2 separate regions of the Homo sapiens genome follow, and region 1 is linked to region 2. The links are chromatin loops, found by intact Hi-C in ENCODE. Cell type or tissue: endothelial cell of umbilical vein. All regions are shown on one strand. Each heading gives the region's core, and the rest is flanking DNA. Links, peaks and the distances in the headings are about the cores only. Region 1 overlaps RAPGEF5 (Rap guanine nucleotide exchange factor 5). Region 2 overlaps RAPGEF5 (Rap guanine nucleotide exchange factor 5).

Region 1 (2,920 bases), core at 123-2,622, 54 kb before region 2:
TAGTCCCAGCTACTCGGGAGGCTGAGGCAGGAGAATGGAGAATGGCGTGAATCCGGGAGGCGGTGCTTGTGGTGAGCCGAGATTGTGCCACTGCATTCCAGCCTGGGCAACAGTGCGAGACTCGGTCTAAAAAAAAAAAAAAAAAAAAAAGAGAACACATGTGATAACACAAGGGGCCTGATGTGGAGAAGAGAGCAGCTTTAGAAACAGAACCAACCAGCTGGAGCCTAAGTGTGGACTGTGGATGGGAGAGGTAGGGCCAGGTGAAGAAGGTGCAGGAGCTGGAGGATGCAGGACCTGTGGGTTTATCCAAACATTGTGTGCTAAGAGCAATAGGAAGCTTTTGTGTAGAATTTAAGCAAGAAGGAAGGAAAAATGATTAGATTTAAATTTTTAACATTCCTCCGTTGCAATGTGGGAACAGATTTGAAGGAGGAGAATGGGTCACACTCACTCCTTCAAAGCTTCCTGGTCCCACTTCCCTCACAGTCCTCTCTGTCGATTTCACATTAAGTAGTAACCAGCATACATGCAAAAGGATTTGCTGTGGGCAGCTCAAGTCAGGGGACTTCAGTTCCAGGAAGACAGAATGTCCAGTGATAGTTCACTTCTAATTTATTACCTTTTCCCTAAAATATACTGCTATATCACCATTTTTCTTTAACAAGTTGGCTTGGAGTCAGTCCTGTTTTTGTAGAAATGAATTTTGTGCATGCATATAATGTGAATATCTTTTGTTAATAAACACCATGCAGGCAGATATGTTCGCTTTAAATACAACTTACTGTGCTGTATATTTGCCTCATATTGATTCAGCCAAAGTTTGGTGATTTCTGAGTCATTCATATACTTTGGTTGCTAAAGATGAGGAAAAGAAATTTATAAAAGATGTCCATGTAGGATGCAAAGAACCTTTTTTTCCTTTTGCAGTGGGAAGTGGGTGGAAAGGAAAAATTCCATCTGGCATCCAGCAGTCCTAAATGTTGTTTTAAGATAGCAAAAATAGAAGATTGCTGAAAATATCATAACAGAACATAACAGACTGTGGGCAAGTGTACAGTACATTTTTTCTAATAAATCATGCTAAATATGCGTATTTTACTTATAACATGACCAAGTTCTTGTTTGCTGTTACATAAAAATTTGTCTTTATTTTTTGTATTAAAATTATCTGCTCTCTTTTTGAAGCAAAAAGGATGATTGTTTTGGTCTGAAGAGATCAGTGTTGCAGTACTTAGGTTTAACTGGAATAGGTTTTTGAATTTTGCAGTTTTCCCCTCTTTTTCCAGCATTTCCCTCCTACATTTAAAAAAAAATGGAGAAATAAGATGTGGCATGTATGTTCATTTATGGCACATTTGTACATAAGTCAGTGAACAAGGCTCAACCATTTTAACAAATCCTTGTAAATGTCCTCTTTGTTCAGGTTCCAGGAATGACTGGGCACGACTGAGGCAAAGTGAGTCAGAGTAAAGGATTAGGGGCACCTCAAGATCCAAGAAACACATAATAGTAGAGAATAATGGTGATAATGAGACAATTAAGATGTCAGAAAGTGGCTTGGAGGTATGGATTCACAAGAAGGCTCAAAAAACTTAATGAGTCATAAAGCATATCTGGGTGACCTCAGAGGTGCGAGTCGGGGTGGAATGTGTCAAGGTAAAATTTTTGCCCTCCACCATCAAAGAGAGGAGACAGTGGTACTTCCTACAGATAGTTCTTAAAACCTTTCATGATCTTGCCTTGGCTAGGATTTAGAGAAGTAGAACAAGCTTTATGTTGACACCCCTGTGAATAAAGAATTCTAACATTCCCCAAATGGCACAATGCATAATAAAATCCCAAAGTGAGTTTTATGATTGCTGGATGCTATCACTTTCTCCCTGCTCAGTCAACTTATTGTTATTACAAATTGGGGGTTTGTGATGATGCATTATTTTTCACCATCAGTCTGAGTAGTCTGGAGTTTTCCTCTGAGAGTCATAGGCATTAGAAAGAACTTTAGATATCATGTGTCTTGATGGCTTGGGGAAGGAAAACTTTATTTCTAAAACTGGCACCTGCTAAATAGGATTATAAGCAGTTTCCTCTAAAAAGGGGAAAATATATTCTAAGACCATTAGTTCTTTTGGAAGTGCATTAGTCACAAGAAAATGTTAAAACATTTCCATTGATAATATCTTCTAGCAAAAGTAAATACCTTTTAGCCTCTGTAATCAGAAGCAATTTTGTTAATAGTTTGTTAACAAAAAGTGTAATTCTTTAGTTTGTTAGAGAACTTCTTAATTCAGGCTTTGTGCTTTTATCTCTTTGTGTTCCTGAAGTTAGATTTTGTGAGGCCCTAAAGTGAGGCTGGGCTGATCGACGTGACCCTTGCCCTAAGACAACACTTCTTTAGAACTACTCCTCCCCTACCTATTAGCAGTTAGCCCCTCAAAAATTAGTGACTCATGAAAGTGGGCACAAACAATTTGGCCAGCAAAAAATAAATGGGATCATTCAGTTCTTCTCATTAAACACCCATCTGGAAGCACATGTCTAAAAATTATCTCAGTATTAAAACAACACTCAGGTATAACTCTAAAAATGGTGGGGGGGAAGGATAGTTGAAGCTACAGACATAATACTTTCCTCTCTAATAATATGTATGAGTAGAATTTTAGAAGATATGTAAGTAAAAACTGTAGGATACGAAATGGAGAGATGAGAGCACACACGGCCCAAGTAGGTATTGATTTACACCTACAGGTTTGTGATTAAAGGATGAGCCAAGAAAGGGATAAAAGGAAGATCTTGAGCCTGCACAAGGCAGACTTCTGCCTATTCCTTAAAATCTGAGAAAAGAAACTTTGGAACAAAAGAGAGAGCCAATTTTATTCTGATTGTCTTTCAGGAATATACTTGAATGCCAGATGTTTGT
Region 2 (2,920 bases), core at 84-2,583:
TGCAGATCCGATTTTAGCTGTGTACCCTTGGCTTTTTGACATTCTGCTGATTTTGTGGTGCATTTTAGAGTCTTGGGACTCCCTGCTATCCCTGGAGTGATATAAATTTGAATAATGTTTATGTCAAAAAACAAAATCCAGGTAGAAGGAATCTTGACTCTAAGAGGAAAGAAGTCTTGTAAAGAAAATATTTGCACTTTTAATACAACCGAAAGAGAAGGTAGCAAGTGGGAATGTGTTCTCAGTCCAATTTGATGAGGGAGAAATATGGACTGAGATGTCAGGCACAAGTTTGGGAGACACAGCTATATCAGGTGGATAATCATAATGAACAGCATGCCTGTGTCCCTTAGGAAAGTCATTGTACTACAGCAGAGGTACTGAAACCATCTCAAAGTTGCTTCCATGAAAAATGTAATAGCAGAGGATCGGATTGTGATAACTTATACCTTATAGGTTAATGTTGGAATGGGGAAATGATGTTTATCTCAGGAGACTCTATGGATGTTTGTAATAGCCAGATGTGAAAAATCATGTTGCAGGGAATAAATATAGGGGCTTTTGGCCTGCTGCTGGCCTTAGCCCAGGCCCATCAGATTGCTCAGAATCTCCACCACCACTTGCATTAGTTGAGGCGACTCCCAGTTTATTTCTCTAAGATTGGATGGGTGGATTTCATATTAAAAAAAAATTTGGCTAGTTCTTTTGGAACATATTGTAAACAGCTATGGTTTTCCAAAGGGCAGGAATGTATTCATTCATTGTTCTCTTTCTCCCATCTCACAGAATAAAGCCCTTTTCCACCAATTCAGTCTTAAGGAGAACTGGCTCCAGCATAGAGGAACTGTGACTGAAACGGAGGAAAGTGAGTATGGTTTGAAGTGAGGGTTTGGGGGTGGGCAGCAGTTAGCCACCATTTTTCTCCTACATTGGCATATCAGCCTGACTAACCTTCATTTCCAGCTGTCACCCCTCAGATAAGCACGTTAGCCTCAAACAGCATGGTTTTTCTTTTCTTTATTTGAGCATTATGGTTTTCTTAGATCACATAATACTGTCCCAAGCACCAAGGATACTTATAATTTGGGAAGCAAGGAAAGGAGACAATGCCTAGAGCCTCCTTGCATTCTTGAGAAGAGGTAAAAATGAACGGGAGACTCAGCCTTTTCCTCCTAGAACCATCTCCTCCCTGCCTTCATCAGCCCATTGTCTATGACTAACTGGAAGGATCACCAAAGTCAATGTGCAGATTTGGGCTGAGTCAGTCCATGACTCAGTCCACGAGAAGAAACTCCTGTGGAGAGAAGGCTGTACGGTAGAAGCTCCTGCAAGGCCAGGCTGTGTGGGCAGTGCTGCCCATCTACTGTGTCCTCAGTCACTGCTTATTTGCGTGAAATAAGAAATATTACCAGTGGTTTTCTCCTTTTAGATAAAGATTGAGTCAAGCACAGAGCTGGAAAACACAGCAAATTAAAATTTTAATGCAATTATAACTCACAGACTCTCTCTTTTGCCTCATCTTTCTTCATATGCTGAAATTCTGAGTGTGATCATTTAATATTTGCCCAATTTCTGGAACTTGTAAAAGAAGTCACAAGGATGCTTATTACATTAGATAGTGTTTGCATATAATGCTGCTGATACATGGTTCTGTTGGCTCATATTAAGTGTCATCCGTACCAAGTGAAAGAGAAAATAAAATTATCTAACTTCCTAATTCATTCGTTGCTGACCTTCCTTGCCCATTTGTCTTAAAGTTTCATCGTGTAGTTTTCCAAGCTGAGCTGCAAAGAGGCAAAGTATTTCGAGGCCCCCAGACTCTTTTTATCAGTTTATTTAGCAAGATGTAAACTTACCCTGCATATAGTGGTTTATAGACCAGATTTTGCCTTGCTTAAAAATTCCATCTTTCTATGGAAGGAGGAAAGCCTTTTTCTCTCTCACTAGTCTATTGGCAAAATACAAAACAACTATTTGTTACATGCTGTTGTTTTAGTGACGTACCCAACCAAACCAAATATGTCAAGTGTCTCCTGGTGGTGTGTTTACTTTGAGGTTCTATACATATAAACTCATAGTTAGACTTTTGCTTCATTTGTATTTCTATGAAAACATTCCTGGGTTTATTTTTGTGGTGCCAATTAAACTGCATATAAAATTTCTCCAGAAGCTTCACTCTCAATTTTTTTGCAACACCAAAGAGTAGAATATCTAAGTATATTATTGTCCTTCTGTCTATTTGAAAGAAGCTAGTGCATTTTATACATTTATAGTAGCTGATATAAGAGGTAATGTGTCAGTTACTTCCATTGCTATTAAAACAGCTTCTGCTATTAATATCATAAAGAAAACATTTTTCAGGACCCATTCACCCTGATAGTGATAATGTCCTAGTAATAATTATTAGCACCACAGACAATAAAAAGGAAATTAAAAAGACTAGAAATGTGACCTCCATTTGGAAACTAAATTCATCACTACCTTGATGGGAGAAATGGAGTCATTCTTAAATGACTGAGAAAGCTGAACTCAAAAACCAAGGCAGATGACAGATTTTTAGATAAGCTTATGAGAATTCTAATAGCAAAATACGGTGTTCTTGATTGGGCCACTGAGATTGTCCTGAAATGGAGTGTAAAGGAAAAATTTATGAATTAGACACTTTAATATGCAGCTTTGGGAGATCTCAGCAACTGTCAAAGAAGGGATTTAAAAATACAGTCTGTGTACCACAGTTTCCACTGTATTATGGTCAGATGGTTTCTACAGTGAGTACACACTTGCGTGACTCGGGTCTCTCATTACATAATGAAAAGATTAAATACTACTTGTGCTTGTTGGCTGGCTTTACAACATCTGAGTTTCATGTGTTTGCAAGCACACATTTATAGACGTATACCCTCAGGTGCTCATGTACATA

The links. Peaks named below come from ENCODE experiments on the same cell type or tissue, not always from the same donor. Only the 100,000 strongest peaks of a DNase experiment are listed, where the experiment ranks them.
Region 1: a loop joins it to region 2, with 2.5 times the contacts of the local background. A loop is called at or near these places in 5 of 110 quality-filtered maps.

Annotation. Positions count from the first base shown.
Region 1 is chr7:22,209,194-22,212,113 of GRCh38, reverse strand. The region is part of intron 9 of RAPGEF5 (Rap guanine nucleotide exchange factor 5); the gene reads left to right. Among named protein-coding and RNA genes, the nearest start is that of RAPGEF5, 150 kb to the left of the region's middle. In endothelial cell of umbilical vein, for the core only: no CTCF peak of the experiment used is centred there; no DNase peak of the experiment used is centred there; H3K27ac peaks cover 225 bases.
Region 2 is chr7:22,154,755-22,157,674 of GRCh38, reverse strand. RAPGEF5 (Rap guanine nucleotide exchange factor 5) reads left to right here. Exons shown (of 26, transcript NM_012294.5): 16 at 787-865. Among named protein-coding and RNA genes, the nearest start is that of RAPGEF5, 200 kb to the left of the region's middle. In endothelial cell of umbilical vein, for the core only: no CTCF peak of the experiment used is centred there; a DNase peak (open chromatin) is centred at 1,234; H3K27ac peaks cover 500 bases.